5 separate regions of the Mus musculus genome follow, and regions 1, 3, 4 and 5 are each linked to region 2. The links are chromatin loops, found by intact Hi-C in ENCODE. Cell type or tissue: left cerebral cortex. All regions are shown on one strand. Region 1 overlaps Nsun7 (NOL1/NOP2/Sun domain family, member 7). Region 2 holds the start of Uchl1 (ubiquitin carboxy-terminal hydrolase L1). Region 3 overlaps Apbb2 (amyloid beta (A4) precursor protein-binding, family B, member 2). Region 4 overlaps Apbb2 (amyloid beta (A4) precursor protein-binding, family B, member 2). Region 5 has its middle 5.9 kb from the start of Nsun7.

The links. A loop is a pair of places that touch in the nucleus more often than their neighbours do. Peaks named below come from ENCODE experiments on the same cell type or tissue, not always from the same donor. Only the 100,000 strongest peaks of a DNase experiment are listed, where the experiment ranks them.
Region 1: a loop joins it to region 2, with 2.7 times the contacts of the local background. A loop is called at or near these places in 14 of 42 quality-filtered maps.
Region 3: a loop joins it to region 2, with 8 times the contacts of the local background. A loop is called at or near these places in 10 of 42 quality-filtered maps.
Region 4: a loop joins it to region 2, with 2.9 times the contacts of the local background. A loop is called at or near these places in 6 of 42 quality-filtered maps.
Region 5: it touches region 2 in a loop (2.9-fold over the local background); 13 of 42 quality-filtered maps call a loop at or near these places.

The regions. Positions count from the first base shown.
Region 1 is chr5:66,261,082-66,266,081 of GRCm38, forward strand. Nsun7 (NOL1/NOP2/Sun domain family, member 7) reads left to right here. Exons shown (of 13, transcript NM_001302833.1): 2 at 1-163; 3 at 2,928-2,986; 4 at 3,410-3,540. Among named protein-coding and RNA genes, the nearest start is that of Nsun7, 3.7 kb to the left of the region's middle. In left cerebral cortex, a CTCF peak has its summit at 2,466 (motif pointing right); a DNase peak (open chromatin) is centred at 2,487.
Region 2 is chr5:66,675,804-66,680,803 of GRCm38, forward strand. It overlaps Uchl1 (ubiquitin carboxy-terminal hydrolase L1), which reads left to right and starts at 318. Exons shown (of 9, transcript NM_011670.2): 1 at 318-519; 2 at 633-644; 3 at 1,141-1,269; 4 at 3,860-4,010. The coding sequence starts at 487. Uchl1os (ubiquitin carboxy-terminal hydrolase L1, opposite strand) reads right to left here and starts at 694. Exons shown (of 5, transcript NR_102714.1): 1 at 259-694. In left cerebral cortex, a CTCF peak has its summit at 2,419; DNase peaks (open chromatin) are centred at 339, 907, 2,066, 2,369 and 2 more places; H3K4me3 peaks cover 4,126 bases; H3K27ac peaks cover 2,990 bases.
Region 3 is chr5:66,382,993-66,387,992 of GRCm38, forward strand. The region is part of intron 9 of Apbb2 (amyloid beta (A4) precursor protein-binding, family B, member 2); the gene reads right to left. Among named protein-coding and RNA genes, the nearest start is that of Gm52775, 120 kb to the right of the region's middle. In left cerebral cortex, CTCF peaks have their summits at 2,878 and 4,676 (motif pointing right); DNase peaks (open chromatin) are centred at 1,912, 2,858 and 4,730.
Region 4 is chr5:66,413,597-66,418,596 of GRCm38, forward strand. The region is part of intron 5 of Apbb2 (amyloid beta (A4) precursor protein-binding, family B, member 2); the gene reads right to left. Among named protein-coding and RNA genes, the nearest start is that of Gm52775, 87 kb to the right of the region's middle. In left cerebral cortex, no CTCF peak of the experiment used is centred here; DNase peaks (open chromatin) are centred at 2,364, 3,882 and 4,807; H3K27ac peaks cover 233 bases.
Region 5 is chr5:66,251,481-66,256,480 of GRCm38, forward strand. No RefSeq gene overlaps it. Among named protein-coding and RNA genes, the nearest start is that of Nsun7, 5.9 kb to the right of the region's middle. In left cerebral cortex, a CTCF peak has its summit at 1,943 (motif pointing right); a DNase peak (open chromatin) is centred at 1,969.

The DNA.
Region 1 (5,000 bases), 410 kb before region 2:
TACGTTACGGCAGCGAACATTTTTCAGGGTATTCGGATCCAAAGGTCGCCAGACAAAGTCATAATAAATTACGGAAGTGAACCCCTGCAGCCCTCCTCCTCCCGCTCCGAGGATGAATCTTTCCAGCGCTTGTCCTATGAGTTGGCTTTCAGTACCCTGAAGTGTAAGTAATAGCAGTTCCTAAAGAGCAGCGCTAAAAGAAAATGGAAAAGCCAGGCACGGTGGCTTATACGTAGTACAAGGCCAACCTGGGCCACAAAGTGAGATTCTGTTTCAGGAGGCGGGGGTGGGGGGTTGGGGGTAGGGTGGAGGGTGGGAGTGGGAATTAATGGAATGCAGCCTAGCTCCTCAAACATATGTGTATCACAACAGTCTAAAAATGAAGGCGTCCTAAGGGGGACTAGAGAATTCGACTGCATTTGCCCTTAGATAGGTATAGTGGGGTCGTTAAAAAGAGCAGGAGCCGACATGGTTGTATAGGCCTGTACTCCCAGCGGCTGAGCCTTGAGGATTTGGAGTTCCAAGCCAGGATGGGCTATAGAGCCAGGCCCTTCTCAAAAAGAAAAAGAAAAGAACAAACAGCAAAGAAACCAGGGAACAAGTCCATGAATGGGAAGAGGGGGCGCTTCCCTTGCTCATCCCCTCTCCCTCTATGTAGCTCCACCGAGTTCGTGTGTGTGTGCTTGCACCTTGTGTTTTATGTTCACGAGGTGTGACAGCGCCAAGGGAGACAGCAGAGAGACAGAAGAAGAAAAGCATAATCTTTAAACAGTAAATACCTCAACTGAGTCAACCCGAAAAGGGTTATTCAATTCTTAGCCAATAGCTTTAATTTGGAGTGCCAAGTGTAAATAGGATTCTCCTTTCTAATTTGCCTCCAAAGTGCTAGACTCAAATCTCCAGAGCTCCTTCATGGTAGTTAACTGCCAACTCCCAAGTGTAAGGATAACTGTAGATAGGACATAACCAGATATGTCTACTCTGAGCAGAGCTGTCAACGTGTGTGTGTGTGTGTGTGCGTGTGTGTATCTTTGTAGATTTATTTATTTTTATTTTTATTTTTATCTATATGGGTGTCAAGTTTCCTTCACCTGCCCAAAACATAGAATACATCGAATAAAATATAGCTGTTATTTAAATTGATATTTCAGAGTAAGAGTGCTATATAACTTTAGATATCTAAAGTTAGTGCTTCCTGCACCATACGGAAGGCTGCCAGAGGTGACTGTTTCTGCAGAGTCCTGAAGAACAAGTGCAACACTGGCAACATCGTGCACTGTTTTCCTGCACTCGGCCCTGCGACACACATCTTCCACGTCACAAGTCTGTTACATTGATAGAAATTATAGTTTGTCTCCAAAGCTGGTGGCTTAAATATGTATAATGTTTCCCAAAAGATTTTTTTAAGATTTATTTATTATTATATCTAAGTACACTGTAGCTGTCTTCAGACCAGAAGGGGGCTTCAGATCTCATGACAGATGGTTGTGAGCCACCATGTGGTTGCTGGGATTTGAACTCAGGACCTTTTGGAAGAGCAGTCAGGGCTCTTAACCACTGAGCCATCTCTCCAGCGCCCCCTCCCCCGCAAATATTTCCTATGAGAATTGTAGTCTCCACTTCAAAATTTGTCTTCTTTGGCTTTCTCATTTTCCAAATAAAGATTGAAATCCAGCATCTACAATATCACTAAGTTTTGTTTCTCATGAATGGTGAATGGATTAAAGTTAGGGCTTACTTCCTGTTTGCTGTACTAAAACATACATGATGTTTATAGTTTAAGTGTATCATAAAATACTCACAAACCTAGCGGGAGGGTCAGAAATATGTTTATCAGTTTCCACGCAGCACCTATGGAGTCGTTTCTCTGTTTTTTGCTGTTTGGACTACTGTCCTTATGCAAAACCTTACATGGCAACTCCTATCATTCAGGTCTTAGATTAAATATCTCATCTATGCCTTGATTAGTGCCAGATACTTAAGCTAAAATTATGCCTAATAAAAGAAGTGCAAAAGAATAGAGGAAGAGGGGCTGGTGAGATGGCTCGGTGGGTAAGAGCACCCGAGCCAGCTGCTCTTCCGAAGGTCCGGAGTTCAAATCCCAGCAACCACATGGTGGCTCACAACCATCTGTAACAAGATCTGACGCCCTCTTCTGGAGCGTCCGAAGACAGCTACGGTGTACTTACATATAATAAATAAATAAATCTTTAAAAAAAAAAAAAAAAAGAATAGAGGAAGAGAAACACTTCCCATCACAAGGCTAGCAAAAACCTTGATAAGTAACACCAGCAAGGATGTTCAGATAAACTAACCTCTCTCATAAGCAGAACAAAAACCCAGAACAAAATATTAATATTTGGTCATTTATATAACGTATCAGCAATACTTAAAACTGAAAAGAGAAAGATCATTTAACATTTCAAATATTTTTATGTACATGGTTGCGTATGTAATGCTATCAGAGGCCAGAAGAGGGCACCAAATTCCCTTGGAAATGGAGCTAATTCAGAGCCACAATTTGCGTCCTGGGAATCAAACCAGGATCCTCTGGAAGAGCAGCCAGTGCTCTTAACTGCCCAGCCACCTTTCCAGCCCCCCTATTGTTTAATATTATTAGTTATATCTTCTTTAATGTCTTTCAGAGGTCATAAATTAAAGGTTAGAATTCCTCTATGACGACTCTATTTATTCAGATAGTGATTTGAATCTATGTAGAACCTGAACCATAAGAATGCAGGATTCATAAAGATTATAACTGTTTCATCTTGTGCTACAATTATGATTTATTAGCAGTTTATACAATTATGAGGTGTATATTAGATATGAAAATAAATTTACAGCATTACTTAGAAAGTGTATATAATTTAAAGTCTTTCTTTTCAGATTTGATATTTTGGGTAGCAGGCTTTTCCCTTGTCTTTCAGATCAAGATATTTTGGAAAGTATATTAATAGATAGCTATATCTTCTCAAGTACCACAATCGTAAGTAAACAACTTTTAGAATTAGTTGGCCTCATTATGTTGAGAAAGTATGCAAACTCCCTCTGTAACTAAATAACAATTTGCATTACGTTGAGACATCTTTAAATATACGTTATTTTCTACTTCTAAGACTTGCATTTTGACCCTGGCTCTATCAACGTGACTCCTAATACCTCAAATTGTCTTTTTTGAGGTTTTCCTCTCAAACTAGATATTTTTTTTCTTTTGAAGACCTCCTCTATTTCTAAATCTAACCCTATGGTGTAAAAAACGATCATGTTCTTATTCTGTTATGAAAAATAACAGGATAAAATATTTCTGCCATCCATATTCACTCTCACACTTGGGAGGTCCCGAGTCGCACCTCAAGCCCTTGGGTGGGTTCCTTCAGCTTTCTTCATGTGCCTTGTTTCCCCTCGGTAGGCAAGTCAGCTGAACAGTCTTATCATTGTGATGCTGTATGACTTCCAAGACAGAAAATTCCAGCCCCGCATCCTTTCCGAGAATGAAGAGACCATACCAGAAGTTCAAGAAGTCGAGAACCTTCTAAACGGGTAAAAAAAGAACATGCCTGTGAAACCAACATCAGCATTTTGATTTATGAAATATTTATGTAATATAGTTTATAGATACCTTTGTCTCAAAAAATTATGGAAAAATATAAGTGTTTTGAGTTCCTTTGCAAACAGTCATGGATAGTTTGAATATCTAACTTTAAATCAAATTATTGTAAGATGTTGAATTGCATGATCCAAGGTATGAACATGTGGGGAATCGCCGGGCGTGGTGGCGCACGCCTTTAATCCCAGAACTCAGGAGGCAGAGGCAGGCGGATTTCTGAGTTCGAGGCCAGCCTGGTCTACAAAGTGAGCTCCAGGACAGCCAGGGCTATACAGAGAAACCCTGTCTCCAAAAAAACCAAAAAACCAAACAAAACAAAACATGTGGGGAATCATTACAAATGTCTTATAGTTTTAGTATATGTATAAGCTAAATTTAATTTGAAATAGCTACTATTGTCTTCTTAATTGGCAGCCTTTTAAAAAAATCTAACATGTAACAAATGAGAAATTCTAACACTATCCAAGAATTCACTGTTTGCCTAATTGAAAAAAAAATCTGTTTAGTGAAGAACAAACTAATGTGTTTTAGTTTCTTCTTTATCCTAAATATCAACAGGAGACTGCCATGTGGCTAAGCGCTTATGTCAAAGGACGCTTAGGAAAGATAACAGATTACTAGTGAAGTTAGAATTGGACATATAATAAGTGGTTAGTGCATGATAAACATTACTGTGTGTTAATGGCACTGGGTGTGATGTCTTGAAGGTGTCCCCAGAATTCAGATGTTGAAAATTTAATTCTCTTGTGGCAGTGTTGGGATATAGAGGCTAATGAGGGGTGCTTTAATCATGAGGGATTTGCACACGTGTGTGCACGCACGTGTATATGTGTGTGTTGTGTGTTGTGTGTGTGTGCATGCATGTGTGTAGACGGGTGCAATACCTGTGACGGTTAGCGGTAAGTTTCCAATGATTCTGTTCCCTACTTAAGTCACAGGGTATCTCACTGATCCTGGAGCTGATTTGGTGAAAGTGGTTGGGCCAGCCATCCCCAGCAATCCTCCTGCCTCTGCTTGCTGGGCATTAGAATTACAGGCAAGGGATGCTGCATCTGGCTTTTTTACGTGGCTGCTGGGTGTTTGAACTTAGGTCCTCATGTCCGTACAATATGCAGTTTACCTACTCCGCCATCTTCCTGTCCCCATTCTTTCCCCCTTTGAAGTGGGTTCTCATGTAGCCCCCGATGAGCCTCGGAACTGCTTACACGGCTGAGAACAACTTTGAACTTTTGATTCTCCTGCTACCATCTCCCAAATGCTGGGGTTACAGGCTTACACAGGCACCCCCAGAAAACGCAGTCATTGAAGGGTTTGCTGGAGTGCAGTTGAGTAGAAACGTGCTTTTCTAACATGTCCAAGGTCCCGAGTTCAATCCTCAACACTACAAAAAAAG
Region 2 (5,000 bases):
GGGCGGGGGGGGGGAGGGAGGAAGACCGACAAATATTTATATTCATATTAAACACTACATATACCTGTTGATTTTGTGCTTTTTTTTCTCTCTCTCTCAATGTTTCAGAGACCCTCGAGCTTTGGAGTGATTGAGACGACAGAGGAGGGTTTCCAGAAATTTCGCTCCAAATTGAAAGCTCCCTCAAATAGGCTGCTTCATGCGCTCAAGGAACACCCACCAACAAAACCCATCTCCACAACCACCAGATTAGCTCACCGGCGAGTGAGACTGCAAGGTTTGGGGGCTTGGCTTGTACCATTCTGTGCGGTGCATGGGGGAGTTCGAGCCCTCTTGGCCTTCCTCCTCTGCTTGTTTCTGCTCCCGTCTCCCCTGCTCAGGCTTTCCCAGTGAGCGAGGCCGGCGCTTTATAACAGCAGCCTGGGCGGCTCCACCGGCTGTTTTTTCGGCTCCTCGGGTTTGTGTCTGCAGGTGCCATCCGCGAAGATGCAGCTGAAGCCGATGGAGATTAACCCCGAGGTAAGCATAGCTGCTGGGTCGCTTCGGGAGAAATAAGGCTGACCCTTAGCTACAGCTCGGTAGCTGAATCATTTAGTTTTATTATCATTTTCCTCTTTGCTTTTGGCTTTCAGATGCTGAACAAAGTGAGTGGCGCGGCGCGCAGTCTCTGTCCCTATCCTCCAAGAGCATCGTTGGAGACGCCCAGCCGGCCGCGCCCTGTGCAATGGAGGTGGCTGGGCTGGGGCGCCCAGCTGGGTGTCGTCTCTGCCCTGAGTTATCTAGGGGTTTGGGAGTGACTGAGAGATCGATCACGGGGAGGTGGCGGAGGATGGACCCGGACAGCAACGAGCGCGGGGAGCAGCTCTCGAGGGCGTGGCGACGGCCCGCGGACTCTAGTCCGAGGGCTTCGCGCGAGCCACGTGTGGGCTGAGCTTTGTGCTGTGTCACTGCGCGGCACGCAGGGTGGGACGGCGCGGAGGCTCCTCCCAGACTCGGGTGGGGACCCGTGTGTGTGTGTTTGGTGGGGGGTTGGGGAGTGGGAGGGCCGCACGAGGGATGCTCGTGCTGGCCCCGCCCCCTAGCAGGTGCCCATTATTTGTCTGGCTTTTTCGGTCTGGCTGCCCTGTCTTTTTCTTGCAGGTGTTGGCCAAGCTGGGGGTCGCCGGCCAGTGGCGCTTCGCCGACGTGCTAGGGCTGGAGGAGGAGACTCTGGGCTCAGTGCCATCCCCTGCCTGCGCCCTGCTGCTCCTGTTTCCCCTCACGGCCCAGGTAGGGAGAGGTCTGTGATGGGCGGGTCTCAGTGGATACGCAGTGTTGTGGAATGAGTTCCTACCTCACGCTGTCCCCTTTTCCTGTAGGGTCCCTGATAAGGATCCCACTTCTTAGGGTGGGAGGTGCTTGCATTTTCATCGGGGCTCTATTGTGATGTCCATTATTGCCTCAATTTGGAAGAGAAGGAGCCCATTGCGTCTAAGTCTTTTTTTCAGTTATCCAAAGAAAGATCTCCAACTTGTTTATTTTGTTTGTTTGTTTACTTATGAGCCTTGCTCCCACTTGCGGATGGCCGGTTTGTTTTTTTTTTTTTTTCCTTTTAAGGGCCGTGAGTGGGTCAGGTCCCTGGTTTGGTTCTGTTGCTCTCTCACCTGACTGTAAACTGATGAGGGCCTGGCTTGCTTAAGTCAAAAGAGCTGTCTCTTCATTTGCCACCTCCATCTGCCTCTCTGGTGGATTCTCCATTCCCCTCCCCCACCCCTCCCAGCAGGCACACTGTTGAACGTTCCTTTTAGAAAGCTGAATCACTGGTGCACAGAGCCGCGGTCTCCACCTCTCTGACCTTGTGGCTGGATGAAGTAGGGCTCCTGTGACACAGTCATAGAGACACTTCTTCATTTTCTGAAACAGTCTTCCATCTTCCACTGGGCAGGGATGCAAATGATTCAGGCTGAGCCATAGAGAAAGACAAAACTGGGGGTTATGCGTTGTCTCGCCGTGTGTGGAGCCCCAGTAAATCACTGCATCGTCTCCCTCCTGTGGGCTCTTAGCTTCCTAATGATTTAAGAGGGGATGACATTGGTAAAACTTGGAGGCATTTGCGTCTCTGCCAGATGGGATGAGGCTAATTAAATACCGTCCTGAGGGCAGGTGTTCTAGAGGCATCCTTGACCTGACCGGAACTAAGCTGTATGGGAAGTTCTAGGCCCTGCTCCTAGCAGATGGTCTCTGATGAGTTCAAACATGGAGTTTGGATGATGTCGGCGACGCGTTTTCCAGTCGGAGCTTTCATTGCTACCACTCCGTGTCAGATTGGCTTCCTTGACTGAACCAAAGTCGGCTCTCGTCCTGCCGTAGAGGTTTCTGGAGCTGCTCTCCAGAGGAACCATGATGACTTGGAGGTTTTGAGCAGAGCTCAGGCAAGGCCTCTGGGAGGCAGTGGTGAGCCCGCTCCCTTGGAACTGGTCTCATTTTGCAGGCTCCAGTGGATTTTTTAAGAGGACATTCCAGTTTGGTTGGGCTACTGTTTTGTCCTTTAGCTGCCGTCTAATCTGCCCCATCTATAGAGTACTTATTCTGCATATGTAATGGGTAAAACACTGAAGAATTCTTTTTGATGAGAAATGAAGCTTATAGTCTGTCCGCAAGCAAGCTAGTTTAGCAGGCATCTCATCCTCACTAGGGTTATGTCGGGAGCTCCGAAGTGAACATCTTAAATCACTTTGGTGGTGATGAGATCCAGGCATGAGCTTAGGCATGAGCTGGGTGGTGGTCTATTTTACAACGATAGCTGATTGATTAGCAGGAAGAGGGGCGAGAACCCTGAACAGTAAGTGGGAAGCAAGAACAGTCGAGCTTCAGTTCATCTCCCAGGACAGTTGTCTTCCTCTCCTATAGCCACAGAGAAAATGCACACTCGCATTCCCAAGTACACTAAACACGGCGGGCTCCTAGAATCGGAACCCAGCTGGCTGATGTGCTGTGTGAGTTTTGCTGGCCGTGGGCAGTGGGCATTTCTAGGGCAGCAGCACCTGCTTTTGATTGGCAACTCCTGACTTCTCAGGTCTTCCAAACTCAGCAGTGAGAGGAATGGACAGTCTCTGGAGTCGCTGAACACTTAATTGACTCTAAAAGAAAGATAAAAGATTTAATGCTCGGAGGAAATCTCTCGTTCATAGAGCAGCCTCCCCAGATAATTGCTAATCTGCCTTCCGGTTAGAACATCCCCTGTATTGCTGGCAAGGATAAACTAGTACCCTGTCTTCTGCAAAATGAAAGTTTAGGTTTTTGTTTGCTTGTTAGTTTTAAACCATAGTCCAATCCTTGTACCAGTTGGTTTTACTTTTCTAAAACAAACCAGGAAGGGAAGTTCTTGGATCTGCTTGCCCCTTCCAAACAGTTAAACCTTGTTGAAAGGCATTGACTTGCACACAAATGGAACCGGTGAAGAATAGCGGAACAGATACCAGCTGGTGCTAACACTGGGTATTGATCAAAGCTTGATTAGAAGCCTCTGAAATGCAGTCATTCTTCTCACTGAAGGGAGAAAGCCCTGAGTACAGCTCTGTTTGCAGATTTCACGACACCCCGCCTCCAGCTAAAGGTTGCCGTGGTGTCTAGACAGCCTTGGGCAGCATCCAAGGCAGTGCCTGCCTGCACTGCAGCATCGGGGTGGAGCCCCACGGCCTGCTTGGGTGTGGGAGGAAGACTCTGGGCATTCAACAGCATCTAGAACCATGGCGCTTACTCATGGTCACACATCCCGCTGTTTATCTCTTTAGAACTGGCTGGACCACCATCTGCTTACTTTAAATGTTCGTTTTGAGATGGAAAAAAACCCAAAACAAATAATTTCTCCCATTCACAGCATGAAAACTTCAGGAAAAAGCAAATTGAGGAACTGAAGGGACAGGAAGTTAGCCCTAAAGTTTACTTCATGAAGCAGACCATCGGAAACTCCTGTGGTACCATCGGGTTGATCCACGCAGTGGCCAACAACCAAGACAAGCTGGAATTTGGTACTTGTGGCTTAATCATTTGGTCATCTGTTATTTTTTTTAATTATTATTGTGGGTACATGCCACGGCATGCCAATGGGGGGTTAGAGTAGAGCTTTGTGGGGTCCTCTCCTTCTGCTTGATAGAGGCTTGGGGGGTCCACTCACCATCTAAGTCACCTGCTATTTAAACTTGAGGCGTGGGGTTCAAAGAAACATGGGGTTTTACAGGGACCATTTATTTCAGCAATGTATAAACACATACACTCAGGTGGGTCAGGACAGGCCCTCACTCTGTGGCTCTAATTTTGGCTGGCCTGGCTGGCCTTGAACTCAAGGCAATCCTCTTGCCTCAGCTTCCTACTGGGACTTAGAGGTGTGTGCCTCCACATCCATCTTTAAAGTAGTTTGAAGCCTGTTAATGAACCCAGATATAGTACCATGAAGGGTGTGTTGCTATTTGTTTTGAGGGAAACTAATTCTCTTAAGAAGTATTGGCCCTCTTTTTTTTCTTTTTTTTTTTTTCTCACAGCTTTATGGGGTTTAAGTGAAAGGAATACTGGAGGGCCAGCTGATGTAAAGATTCATTCATTAATTCGTGTGTGTGTGTGTGTGTATATATATATATATTTTTTTTTATTCATGTGTATACACACACACATATACATACATATATACATATATATGCTCAAAATTCTAAGGAATTAATGGTGATATCCAGAAAGTAGGGATCCTGTCTACAGCGCTTCTGTCTCTCATAATTGACAGAAGGACCAGAAGAGCTGCCAGCTGCTGACACACAAAGGTGTAGCAGCAGCAGCCTGAAACCCTATTAAAGGGAGCCACTGAGAGCAAAAGCAGGTGGAGGGCCTCATCCTCCCGCCAGTGGAACCTGAACGGGATGTAGGAGAGCGAGGTCTGAGCCCTTACGTCTGTGAAAGGCACAAGAGCCAGCAAGGAAGGTTACAGTCACATAGCAGTTATGTGCGATTCAGGCCAAGGATCAGCAGTT
Region 3 (5,000 bases), 290 kb before region 2:
AAGAGCAGTCAGTGCTCTTAACCACTGAGCCATCTCTCCAGCCCCACTTCATTTTATAGATGAGAAAGCTGGAGAAGTCTCAAGAAGTTAAGCATCTTGCTCAAAGTCACACAGAGTGCCGTAAGCCAATCAGACTGGGGCTAGAACTTAGCTATTCCAGCTCCTACTTCACTTCCTTTCTCTTAGACAGTGTAGAAATCCTGTCCGTATTTCCCCTGCCCCTCTTGCCACACACACATAAACCCATCCCCACCCTCTGGCAACACAATATCACCATATAGTCCTAGTTTGCCTAGAATTTTCTATATAGACTACGTATGGCTGTAACTGAGAGAATGCACCTCGTGGGCTTATGGGAAAGCAAAGCAGGCGAGACTCATGGCTGTGCCAAGAGCAGAGGGGAGGTGAAGCAAGGTTTACCTGGAGATCTGTTTAGGAATCTGTTGGCTCAATGGGCGGCCATGTTTTTAATAAAGAAGTCTTTCATCTAAGGCAGTGGTTCTCAGCCTTCCTGATGCTGTCACCCTTTGATACAGTTCCTCAGGTTGTGGCGACCCCAATCATAAAGCTATTTTTGTTGCTATTCCATAACTATAATTTTGCTACTGTTCTGAATCATAATGTAAATATCTACTTTTAGTTGTTTTCTTTTCCCCCTGGTGGTGTTAGGTGACCCACAGGCTGAGAATCACAGACCCAAGGGTCTCTCAAAGTCAACTGAAATATCAGTGTTTGAGTTTCGTGAACAGATCTCTTGGTTAATTCCAGCTGCATGGTAACTGTCTATAGCAGCTACTTTTGGCCTGCTGTGACCACCGTACCTAACACAAATAACTTAAGAAGTTTATTTTGGCCTGTGGGTTCAGAGACTTTAGTGCTTGGGGGAGGGAGTATATGGCTGAGAGAGCATGTGGCAGGCACTCCTCACAGGGCCAACAGGAAGCAGAAAGAACAGGGTGGGAACCGAGGGCTGGGCTGCAACCATCACAGGTCCTGTCTAAGTGACCTACGTCCACCAGGCAGTCTTCGCCTCCCAATGACCCCCTCAGCCTACCATCATGGACGGTGGTAATGGTGGTCATACTTAGCTCATTTCACACTCTCCACAAATGGAGAAAAACATGGGCCTGTCAGGGACACTTCAGATCGGATCCCTAACCCTGTCACTGTGAAATGATGCCATTATGGCTTCTTACATAGCACCAGGCTTTCCTCCTGAGCCTGACAGGTCACGTGCCAACATATACACACTTGACACTGAATAAGCGAATGCCCAGTGGCCAGCTGCTGCAGACAACAGCTGAAAGCCCTCACTCCTGGTGCCAGTACAGAGGTGGAAATTATAGAAGCCAGCCAGCTGCTGATATGATCTCCTTACAGAGTCCTGAGCTGGAGGCAGAGGGAGCGCTGAGGCCCTGTTCTTCACGGCTGGGCTGAAGAGCCTCAGACTCAGGACCTTTTAAAAAGGAGTGTGGGGCTGTAGGGAGGGAGAAATGGCTTAGGTAGAAACAGCCTGGCAATGGACTCATTCTCCTTGTCCTATAAAAGAACCATCAATTTATTAACTGCAAATAAACAAGAAATGTCTTCATTACGACTAAAACACCGTTACCTGGCAACCAGCCCGAGGAAACAGAGCTGGAGACATGTTGCATCTTTTGTGGGGAGCTATGGAAAGACATCTGCATTCTGGAGACCCTCCCTGAAGAGCCCAGCCCTGCTGGACGAGTGAATTACTTTTGTATCTAAGCAGGCTGTGAATGTCTCAGAGTGTCCATCACCCAAAGTTCCTTTCCAGAATCCTATGGGGCCAGGTTCGAGCACCTGCTGGTCCACTCTCTGCATAGCCACCCATGCACTGTTAACAGCTATGACTCACTCTGACTCCTACAGAGCTCCTACAGGGAAGAGGACAAGACTTGCCTGTCCTTTAGTTAGCCTATTCAGGGCATCTACCACCAGGCCCAGCCACTAATTGTTGATAATGACATCTCTTGTCCCAGCAGCATCCTTTAAAATTCAGAGACTCACAGCAGCCGGTTCCCGGGTGACTCACTTGGACAAGTGACCAGAAATTAACTGGGGGGAAAGAAGCCGGGCTTCTGCCAGGACTTCAGTATTATGCTCAGCCATGTTGGCAAATAAAGGAAAGGAAACAGCTTTAGAAATACAAAACTCTGTCCCCTGGGCTGAGAGGGGAATAAGTTCTAGCCAATGATGCACATGTCAGCCCTGCTGTGGGCTGGGGGAGTTGGGAGTGAGGGTGGGGGAGGTGGAACACACCATGCAGGGTTAAGCTGGGCAGCCAGGCTTTGTGCCTTGGTATTCTGTGGCCAACTACACCCAAGCAGAACACTGGGCTCTTCCTTCCTAGGGACGAGAAAAGATCTTACTATTCCCTCCATGAATTCCCACCCTGAAGCCATGCCTCGGTGGCTCTATCTTATTCCCAGGACTTGGCACATTTGCCCCGGGTTCGGGGCCTGGCTTCTTGACTGAGTCACGCAGATACGCACTCCCCTTGACAAAGGGCATTCTCTTTGACTGGCTGATGCCAGGGATGGTTTCTCTCTCTCTCAGAACTGGCTGCAATAAAGCTTTCCATACACTTCCTGTTCTGTGACCTTGCTCAGCTCTCAAGAGTCCATTTCTCTACCTCCTGAATTAGTCGAGTTCTGTTTTGACTAATAGAAGATAGTGGTACCATTTCCAAGAAAAGCCTGCTCTCACCTGGTAGCTTTGGCTTCCTGTCTTTCCTGCCCAGTGAACTGTACTGCTAAAAGCCCAAGCAACACAGAGTGGGCCCTGGAGGATGAGTCCGGGGAAGGGCTGCTCTAGATGCAGATCTTCCAGGTCCTGCTGCCTACTAGTGGATCACAGAGGAACTGCACTGCTGTGTGGCTGAATTCTGCACAAACTCCCAAACTCCAAGTCATGAGGAAAATGAAACTGTTTCCAGTTACCAAGTTCTGGAGCAGTTTATTATGTAATACAGAGGACGAGATCCCAAAGCCACACAGTAAATAAGAAGCAAATCTTGAGCGGGCCAGGTCCAGCCAGAGTCTTAGCCATCACACTGAATGCTAAGTATGTTTGCTCCCTTGGCATTAATCATTTTACAAATGTTTTCTTTCTTTCTTTTTTCCCCCACCCAGAGAATGAATCAACCATGCAAATCAAATCCAAGAGTTTCTCATAGTTCAGAATTTCTGAAGAAAACAAAGTCGTTTTCAATGGCACGGACTACTACACGCAGCTATAACATCCCACAGAAATGCGAAGGCATGAAAGTGCATTTGTTGCAGATCAGAAACAGATCTGAATGAGAGAAGACGCTCCCTGCGATTTCCTGTTTATCTCTTAGGGTTAATCTAGTGAATTGCTAGCTAATAGAATTACTTCATGGAAATTTATGCTAATAGGAACCAAGGGAAGGCTCGGATAAATAAATCTCAAGAGGAATATTAGAACCTTGCACTCCTATCCCGTTTGCTGGAGAGTTACGCTGTCAAGCATACCCAGCCCCGACTAGCCTCACTCCTTCCTTCCTTTCTCCATGTGGGGCTGGGTGTAGCAAGAACAGAACAAGAAAAGCCCTCATAAGATCCAGTGCCTGGATAATAAAATGGCTGAGCGGACCAGGCACTAACTGCAAACGGACATAAGCAATGGAAAGTACTGCAGTGATGAACTATGCTTATGTCCCTGCAGAAGACACCGCAAAATCATGTCTTATTTTGATATAAGTTTCAAACCCAACAGTGTCACCTACTCAGTGTTCTCTGTAGGCCTGTTGCATCTGCATCTGTGTGGCTCCTGGACTCATTAATGTGAGCCTTTGTCCTCAGCAGTGTGACGATCATATCAACCTTGCCAAGGCCAGCATGCCACAAAGCACTGGGCCATAGGAGTCCAGAAGAATCCATCTTTAGGCAATGACCTCCCAGTTCCAGAACTCACACCCACCCTTGGCAACTCTGCTACCTTAACCCCATCTAGATAGACAGCCAAAGCGACCTTAAGCCTGGGGAAACAGTGGCTTGGAACAAGAGGTTTGGGAGTCATGTGCACAGGGTTGAAGACTTCTTATTTCCACCAGCTACCAGATGAGCACACTGTGAGATGAGATGGGTCATTCGAGCTATTCTAAGCATCGCTTTCTCATCTATAGTGTGAGGAACTCATGCATTTGCGGGACAAGTCCATGAGCAGAGTGTAGGGCCCGTGAAAGGGCAGCCAGGACTATAGCATCCCTTTCTAGACATAACCAATTCATCTCTAGTTGCTGTGGATTAGGGCTGCTCCATTTCATAGGCAATCTTATAACTCCTCAGAATCAGACGGGGCTTCTAATATGAGGCGTGCTTATCTCACAGATGAGGAATCTGAGACCCAAAGGATTGGATGCTTCCGACAACACAATCACGTTTCCTTTCTTTTGAGTTCAAAGAGCAATGCCCCCAAAGCTACTCCTCACAAATGCCACGAAAATGATTTGGTATAGTAGCATCTGGTGGCTGGAGGCTCGGGAGACCCACGCTAAATGCTGTCTTCGCCACTCATTGTAGAACCCTCGAACTCACTTAAAAAAAATCTTTAAAACCACTTAAATTTTAAATTCAATGATTCTAAAGGAAATGTAGCCATTTTCTCTAAAGGCATAAATCCCAATATTTTCCAGCAGGTGGCACAAAATCCCCTCTACAGAAACCCGAGCAGTTAACAACAAAGGATGGGAAAGAATTGGTGTGTTATTTTTCAGAGCGTTAACTTTTCTCCAATTTGATTTTATTGTGGTGTTAATAATGCATTTGGTGAGCAATGCACCATACACCATGGAAGGACTAAACTCCGATTTCACAGCAAGAAAGCAGAGCAGGCGGGCCCAGGGGAGCCTGAGTATTGAGGTCTGTTAGAGCTTCCTACCGGGCCACCAAAGTACAAGGAGTCATTCTGTCATTATCTGTGAAAGGCCTAGGTGTGGAGGGATATTTAAAACA
Region 4 (5,000 bases), 260 kb before region 2:
TGTCCTCCAAGGTTGTGTAACTCTCTCCTCAGAGAAGCAAGCCCTGTGTCTTGCTGTGTTACAGACGAGCTGTGATAAATGAACAGAGAGCAGTTTTAGCTTCCCCTTTAGAAGATTACAGTTCAAAGCACCCAACCACGTGGCTAGGAACAAAAAGAGTCAGAAAATACAAGTATTTTGTTGTTAATTCCCTCTGAGGATAGAGACAGTATAAACCACTTATAAAAACTGGAGTTTATTTTAGTATAATTTTCTCTTCTCTTCTCTTCTCTTCTCTTCTCTTCTTCCCTCCCTCCCTCCCTCCCTCCCTCCCTCCCTCCCTCCCTCCCTCCCTCCCTCCCTCCCTCCCTCCCTTTCTGTTATAGAGAGATACCTGTTTAACAATCCCCTTTCTACCCCAATGACTAGCTCATTAAAAAAAAAAAAAAACTACATTTTACTTTGCTGATAGAGTGAGAACTATACAAATAAAGACTATATCTAATCTGCACTTGACCCAGATGTGATCTGGCCACTTGTGAAGCCTTTATCTCTCTTTCTTGTGGCCTTTGGGTCTGTCTGTAAAGGAGTACAGAGATGAGATTTAAGTTGGTAAGTTACCCCATGTGGTAGTTTGAATGAAGATGGCCCCCACAGGCTCATAGGGTGTGGCATTCTTTGAAAGGATTAGGACTGTGGACCTTTTGGAGTAGGTGTGGCCTTACTGGAGGAACTGTGTCACTGGAGGAGGACTTTGAGGTTTCAGAAGCTCAAGCAAGGCCCAGTGTCACTCTCTCTTCCTGCTGTCTGTAGATCCAGATGTAGAACTCTCCGTCCCTCCAACACCACGTCTGCCTGTGCTTTCTGCATTGATTATAATGGACTCAACTTTTGAAATGTAAGCCAGCCCCAGTTACATACCTTCCTTTGAAAGTTCCTGCAGTCATAGTATCTCTTTACAGCAACTGAAACCCTAACTAAAACACCATTCAGAGAGAGAGAGAGAGAGAGAGAGAGAGAGAGAGAGAGAGAGAGAGAGAGAGAGCACATAACTTATCACCTATCTATCAGAACAATCTAATTCAACCTGCAACAGCACTGTTGTATTCTCACTGGGGAAAATGCACAATTATTCCTATACATCTGTGAACTAAAACATATCTTATTTTCTTCTCTCTCCTAGTGATCTATAGGCACTGAGCAGTCTCAAGTCTGTATGTCACGCACCTGTGCATCCGGTTCTACAGAGAGTATGTGCTAGGGGATTCCTAGAAAACTGAACCCAGCAGAGTCCGTCAAACCCTGGAGTAGTACTGTGTAGCACTTGAAACCATGCATTGGATGCGCGTACACTGTATGGACAGAAATTACACAGAAGTATATGGGAGAGAATTATCCTTTAAGGAAAATTTGTCCACTTTCTCAAAACAACGATGCACACTGAAAGAATACTTCTGAAGTTGGCATGAGCCGTTACACACACTGTTACTTGTGGCTCTGCCCCTTCACCTTTTTGTACCTTACTTAGACATTTCTCAGACAAGACTCCTTTCTACTAAGTCTTGCCTCTTACTTCCTGGATAGAATGAACTGACTTCCGCTAACATAGCATTCGACTCCCTCTGCGCCGTGCCCCACCCCCTGCCTCTCTCATCTTACTCCGTCAGGCCACATCTAATCTATTTATCTAGATAATAACTATTAACCTTAGGCAATGCCACATATACTGCTTCCCCAGCTTTTGTCTGTACTATGGGCTGGAATCATCCCCTCCCCCTAAACTAAAACCTGGGTCTCTTCTGCAAACAGTTTTTAATTACTGCCTGCCTTGAAAGGACAGAATCTTCTTGCCACACCCTCCCCTCCTGGCAGAGACAAGCGCCATCAGGTCATTTGATATTCAGTACCATAGTTTCTGCTGTGAGACATTTTTCTCTCAGCTCTTAAACAATGGAGTCAAAGGATCTGTATAGACCTATGACAGATGCCAGGGAAAAATCAAAGTTGTTGTTTTGTTTGTTTTTCTTTTGTCAGGCCTTAATATGCCACGCTCATGTATCTAGAACTTAACACACAGGCAACAAAACACTAGCAAACGTTCTGAGCAGGAAAATTCATATATTTTGAGATTACTGACAACACAGAGAACAGATGAGCTGGAGTTGAGTGTTGTTATATACAAATTATGCATCACAGCACATGTTCAAATATTGCACATCAGTAACAGAAGTGAAAAGACACAGCCAAAATAAGATTGTAAACTCCATATCCAGTACTGTTCAGCTGTCTATAGATTGGAGATTAAAATCCCAGTCACTGGCCATTTAAAAGATTCCCTCCTCCCAGCGTGTAACTGTTGCCATGACAACATGACTTCCAGCTATATCTCTTCAAACAAGCACACCCTTAAAGAGAAAAAAATGAAGCTCAATCAGATTAAATAAAGAATATATTGACCGGTTTTGAAATGGAAAGGAAACATGCTTTAACCCCAGGGTTACCCAATATAACATCTTTGAAATCCCTGCAAGTTACAGAATCGGGATGGATTTCTGTGAAAGCAATTGTATTGTGCTTAGCATCTGTATCCTTTACACATAAGAACACATGTTTAGGTTGCACATATCGGTCCTATAATTTGTGAGGGATTCTCCAAAAGCATTTTTGCCTTTACCCTAATTGCTATTATCCTAAACCTGCCTACCTTAAAGGTGAACCGCCCAGTGACCACCCTTCTGCTGTCTTACCCCTTCTGAAGGGCGGGTGTGCCCTCATCAGGAATGCATCTCGGGATTCAAGAGATGAAAGGGGGTGGGGGTGGGGTCTGGGCTCATCACCCTAAAGTGCTTCATTAGTTCTCCAACCTTCCCAAATTATCTTTATGTAAGACATCATTATAATGGCCTTATAAATTAATTTGGTGACCATGTTACAGCCAATCATGACTCATAAGTAGGAGCTACAAATGGAAGGGGATTTGCGTAAAAGTTTATAAATTGAATCAATTTTCTCATTTCTCCCGTGCATTGAATTTTCAATTAACACTGACTCCCTCCTCCCACTCCACCTTTTTTGCTGCACCAAAAGTATTTCAGAGGAATGAGTTGGGAGTGTGTGTATTGTTTTTGTGTGTCTTTGTCCCAGTCTGTGTGTGTCCCTGTGTGACTGTGTGTCCCTGTGTTCAAGCATGTAAATGCACCTGTGTATAAAGATGTGTATGTACACGTGTGCATGTGGACGTCAGGACAATTACAGGTGACATCAATCCTTAGGTTTCAGCTGCTTTAATAAAAAAAAAAAAAAAAAAAGACTCAACCAGGCAGTGGTGGTGCAAGCCTTTAATCCCAGCACTTGGGAGGCAGAGGCAGGCAGATTTCTGAGTTCGAGGCCAGTCTGGTCTACAGAGTGAGTTCCAGGACAGCCAGGGCTATACAGATAAACTCTTGTCTCGAAAAACTCAAAAAAAAAAAAAAAGCCTCATTTTATTCTATTTTGTTTTATGTGTTTTATGTATAGACAGTGTCTCTCACTGGCCTGGAACTCACCACGTAGACCAGGCTGGCCAGCCAGTGAAGCCCAGAGATCAACCTGTCTCTGCCCACCCCATCCCTTCCCCAGTATTCAGACTGTAAGTGCTCTCCACTTATGTTCATTTCAAGACTGAAGATAACTTATGTGTCTAACCCTCCTTCAGCAATGTCTTGTCAACGGGACCAGAGTATCCCAATGCCGTGGGCTAAACTCAGAGCAAACTCTATCCTCAGAGGCATTTAAGTGTGGAGAGCACCTGGGGTAGCCACACTCACTACAGGCACCACTGGTGAGCAGAAAGCAGGCTTGACAAACTGAGATGCACAGTGCGGACGCTAGGGTGACCGACGAAGTGTTGTGGGGCCCGGTCTGAGCTAATTTTAGCACTACAAGCCCCACGTTCTGAGAAAGCTCAGTCCCAGGCCAGCTGTCACCTTAGGCTCAGCACAAACGGAGGGCTGTCCCTTGTCAAACACTGAAGTGCTCTTTTTCCCTCAAGAACAGCAAACACACATTTGCCCCCTGCCTTTAAGAAGTCTCTCTGGTTCACAGCTCACAGGTCTTTCTGACAAGGCCATCTATTTACCATTTATGCCTCAGAGGTAGAAGGATTTTCCTCACACACAGTTCTCCTCTCAGAATCTCCTGGCTTGAATTTTGAGAGAATAATTCCTATAACCATCCAAAATATATAGATTATATAATTATATATTACATATATTATATATTGTATATATTTACTTTCTACATATAAATCACATATTTATTTTATTATATATACATTATATTGTATATAATTGTGTATAAATATATATAATATAGAATTATATAATACATTATATAATATATTCCTATAACCATCCAGTCAGTATATTTCTACTAACTCATAAACCCCAGGGACACCTAACAAAGAGGGCTATTAACACAGTTCTTCCCTGTGAGACTCTAGGTCTGGGAGGAGGGAAAGATTTTATTCCAAAAACTTAGCCTCTATGTAGAGAAAACACTCCATTGTCTTTATAAACCCGCCTCCACGTTTCTTTGATTTCCTTCGTTAATTTTTTCCACAAGTAATTTCCTCCATTACTCAGGTATCACAGAAGGCAGTCTATAGACAAGCACAGAGAGCAAGTTCTTGGCTCATCTTAACACGGGATGCAGAGACCGGAGTGAGGTCCCCAAGGACTACATTACACATCTTTATGCAGAAATGGGGAAATGGAGAAGTCAGCGGCTCCCTAGTCTCTCCCAGTCTCCCCATCCCAGCCCACTAGAAACACGACTGCTCCTGCATTTGCAGTATTCTTTCCCCGAAATGTTTCCCTTACATGGTCATTCCCAGGAGCAGCCGCTTCCTTTTTAGTAAATGACATTTGAAAAACCACCAAAGAGTCAACAGCTTTAACTTAATCCCGGCAAGACGTCTTAGAGCGCACAAAGAAAATCCGTTACGGTGCTGCGTTTCCCTCTACACCTGCAGGCACTTAATC
Region 5 (5,000 bases), 420 kb before region 2:
TGACCGCTAGCACCAGAGGAAGAATGTGTAAACATGTCAAGGTCAAGAGTGTACTATGAGTGTGGATCTCTTTAGTGTTCTTAAACAGAATCTTCAGCTAAGGAATTACAGAGGCCGGAATGAATTCTCTTTTGGCTCCTCGATCACCAAAACTAATGGTCAACAGATTGGTTAAATGTGACACTGTAGTGGAAAAAAATGAAGTTTATACCCTAGAAAGAACTTATGTAAAAATACTAGTAATTCCCATGATACAAAGGCTAAGTCAAGAGGATCTGGAGTTCAAGGCCAGAAGTGGGGCACTGGGCTATACACAGACAGTCTGGGCTCCAGTCGACTTGAGGTCTGAACCCCAGAAAAACCTGGTGGTGGTAATTCCCACTTACATGGGACGGAAGGCATTCCCGCATGTCTCCTGGACCCCTAGCTCCTGTCAAAGTTATCACCCTCACAGTCTCCACAGGAGAGGCATGGCTGTTAGTCATGTACACAATGACCCAAGCTTCTGAGTTTCAGGCTAGACTCCTCCCAGTTACCTGGCAACAACAAGATAACAAGCCCACTATAAGAGGGGCTGCTTGGCCCCACCTCACTCTCTCCTCTCACTCTCTTACTCACTCTCCCTCTTACTCTCTTAAGCTTTTACTTTCCTTACTCTCCCTCTTACTCTCTTACCTCTTACTCTCTCTAACATCTTACTCTCTCTAACCTCTTACTCTCTCTAACCTCTTACTCTCCCTCTTACTCTAGCCTTTCCTCTCTTTCCCCTTCTCTCCTCTTGGCCATGGCTGGTCTCTCTCTCTTTTACCTTCTCTCTTTCTCCCTGCCTTTCTACAATAAAACTCTAAAACCATAGACAGTCTCTGTTCATCAAGGCCTGTTGTGCATGGATGATGGGATGGGCTTTCTTCTAAAGAGCCACTTCTAAGCTCCCCTCAAAAGGCCTTCCTGTGCTCCAGCCATGGACTAGACTAAGGACTTTCCCCTGCGTGGGAACCTTCTCCCCCTGCCCTCTTTTCATATCTCTGGGGCCCCTATTCTGTTCTCATCTCCTCTGCTGTATCCAGCATGGGATGCTGGAGACTGAGAACAGGTACAGGGGCTACCCCTTGTCCACCCCCCGCTGAATGGGGTCAGTGGCTTCACACAGCCAGATGTCCACCTGGGGTCTTCCCAGAGCATAGGAACTCTGGCCGGACGCAGGCACTCTCTCCCTTCCCCCTCTTCCCCTACACCCACAGCCCCACAGCCAGACTAGACTAAAAAGCCAGACTCTGTCCTTGGAACAAAATAAAACACACAAGCAAAAGCCCATAACCCATCAGCGGCTGTGACAACAGAAAAAGTCCAGACAGGAAGCCAAATGTGAGACAGACTGGGAGAGGGCAACGTTTCATGTTGAAGCCATGGGGACAGAACTCAGTAGACTTAGCAAGCCTAAATAACAGGGCTGGTGAGATGGCTCAGTGGGTAAGAGCACCCGACTGCTCTTCCTAAGGTCTGGAGTTCAAATCCCAGCAACCACATGGTGGCTCACAACCATCTGTAACAAGATCTGACTCCCTCTTCTGGAGTGTCTGAAGACAGCTACAGTGTACTTACATATAATAAATAAATAAATAAATAAATAAAAAAAAAAAAAAATAACTGTGCTGTTTACAGCCAGGGCCTCACAGAGAGATCTCCGTCTCAGAAACAAAATCAGAAACCAAACCAAACCAAACAACAACAAAACAACTGTGTTGCTTAAAGTTCAAGGAAGCCTTTCTCCAGTCACAAGTGTTTAGAACAAGGTGGCAAAGGCATGTGGAACTGTGCCAGCTTAGCGTGCCTAAGGGCGGAGAAATTATATATCTTGAGATCTAAGGGGGCATCTGGTCAGTTTTCTAGAAACCCAAACAGTCCATTTAAAAAAAAAAAAAAAAATCAAAGACAACAATTTGCCAGCAGATGGCCCCCTGAATCCAGTTTATAATGAAACATACGCGTGGCCCTAGTAACAAATCTTATTGAGGGTTTTTATTGTCTAGTTTGATCAATTTTTCATGGGGTGGAGGAGAGGAACATTTTTATTTAGTTCTATACAAATGTTCAATAGGCCTTCCCCCCCTTCCCCCACTTCATACCATGCTTCGTGGTCATGCTCAGGTTTGTTGTCACTGACATGCCTGTTGGCACATATTTGTGGAGCTATTTATGTGCTATGTCGTCTTTATGTGTCTATGATGTATTTTGACCATATGCAGCCCCCGTACCCATCTCTTGTCCCCCTCCACAATCCCCAGAACCCTTCCCTTTCTAATGTTTCCCCAACGGTTTGATATGTGTAAATATAATGAGTAATGACCAAATCAGGGTAACTAAGATTTCTATTTCTTTTATCATTTATGTTTGTAGTCTAAGCCTCTCTTCTAGCTCTTCTCTAATACATTACAGCTTGTATATAGTATAACCACCCTACTGGGCTGCAGACTCTGAAACACACCCTTCCTGTAACATAACATGATACTGTTCTGTCCATTTTTGTGCAAATGGAAGGGTTTCATGTGGTCTGATCACATTCCATGGTGTGTGTGTGTGTGTGTGTGTGTGTGTGTGTGTGTGTGCGCGCGTCACTTCTTTTTGGTTTTGTTTTCTTTTTTCTGTATCACCTCTTCTTTATTCAGCCACATGATCCTTAAACTTAAAATTCAAGTGAAGAATAAAAACTTAATTTTTCATGTTTCCTCTCTGTAGTTATAAACATAATTAAATGTTAGGACAATGTAGCTCTGACATTTCACAAGGGAATCCTGTGTTTATTAGACTATATATGCTGAATATTAGGGCACAGATATTCATTAAATATCATATCTCATATCTTACCATTTTCATAAAGTGAATAAGATGCAGATGCCAGAATATTTTGACTTTTTTTTTCTCTGAGACAGGATTTCTCTGTATAACCCTGGCTGTCCTGGAACTCACTGTGTAGACCAGGCTGGCCTCAAACTCAGAAATCCGCCTACCTCTGCCTCCCGAGTGCTGGGATTAAAGGTGTGCGCCACCACGCCCGGCTTATTTTCACTTTTTAAAACCAAAACGCACCCAGGAGATATAACTTAGTGGGTAGAATGTTTGTCTAGCATGCATGAGTCTCTGGGTTCAATATCCAGCCCTATATTAACTGGGTGTGGTGATAAACCTATAATCTCAGCATTTGGGAGAATTGAGGCAAGAGGATTAGAATCAAGGTCGTCCTCAGCAACAAAACTCAAGGCCAGTTTAGGCTACAGCAAACCCTGTCTCAAAGGCCAGCCTAGACTACAGCAAACCCAAAGGAAAGGATAAGAATCTACCATGTAGGACCAGCACTCCCAATGAGACTATTGATCAGTTGAAATTTTAGACTTGCCACAATTAGTCTTGCTAAGGGAACACATTTTTAACTTACTGGGTTTTGTACATACAGGATATTCTCTATAGAGAACTTTGTTGTGGTTATAACATAATCCCACAATTTATTGGTATTTATCCACGTTATCTCTTCCTCTTAATCCATGCCTTTAAAAATAAGTATGTTAACCGGGCGTGGCACACGCCTTTAATCCCAGCACTCGGGAGACAGAGGTAGGTGGATTTCTGAGTTTGAGGCCAGCCTGGTCTACAAAGTGAGTTCCAGGACAGCCAGGGCTACACAGAGAAACCCTGTCTCGAGGACAAAAAAAAAAAAGTATGTTGGGCATGTGAAAAAAAAAGTGAGAACAGAAAGTGCTGCGATGGAAATTCACCACGTGCTGGGCATGGCGGCACATACCTTAACCTCTGCGCTCAGGAGGCAGAGGCTGGATCTCTGTGAGTTCCAGCCCAGCTGGAGCTGCATGGTGAGACCCTGTCTCAAACAAAACCAAAAGACCATACACTTTGCTGTGAGACTGATGACTGCAGACGCACAGTGGGGAGACACATAGAAGGCTTCTGTGACCATGCCTATACATACCCCGCTCACCCCCTCCAAAAAGAAACAGCTTAGATGAGAAGCCATGAAAGAGAACGCTGAAAAATTATAAGGATGCTGAAGTGTAGCTCTCCACAATTCATGACTTCTGATGGGGGTGGGGGTTGGGGGGGTGGGAAGAAATCAGTGTTATTTAAAGGTATGGCCACTGGGAGTTTGCCCATGCTCCAGTGAGTAGACGGGCAACACAAATGTGGCCTGCTCCTCCTCTTCCTCTTCCTCTTCTTCTTTCTTCTTTTTTTCTTTCTTCTTTCTTCTTTCTTCTTTCTTCTTCTTCTTCTTCTTCTTCTTCTTCTTCTTCTTCTTCCTCTTCCTCTTCCTCTTCCTCTTCCTCTTCCTCTTCTTCTTCTTCTTCTTCTTCTTCTTCTCCTTCTTCTTCTTCTCCCCTCCTCCTCCTTCTGCTCCTCCTCCTCTTCTTTTGTGGGGAGGAGATCACAAAGGTAGAAGGAAAGACCTAGGAGGACTGGGAAGTGAGTGTGATTGCTGTGCATTATGTGAAATTCCCAAATAATAAAAATCTTATGTTGGAAAAAAACAAATAATGCTATTTTCAAGAATCAATAGTAAGTTGAGGCCCAGTGTTTAAGATGACCCATTTAAGCCCCTTGCATCTCACATTCCTCCTGCCTTCCATAGCAATCACCAGGGGAACTGGACATAGCTTTCTTCTTTTTAAATGGGTTTTGTTTTGTTTTGGTTTGGTTTTGGTTTTTTGAGACAGGGTTTCTCTGTATAGTCCTGGCTGTCCTGGAACTCACTCTGTAGACCAGGCTGGCCTCAAACACAGAAATCTGCCTGCCTCTGCCTCCCGAGTGCTGGGATTAAAGGCGTGTGCCACCACGCCCGGCTTCTTTTTAAATATTTTTAAACTTTATTCTGTGTGCATGTGTGTTTTGCTTGTATGTATATCTGTATGAGGGAGTCAGATCCCCTGGAACTGGAGTTACAGACAATTGAGAGCTGCCATGTAGGTGCTGGGAATTGAACCTGGGTCTTCTGGAAG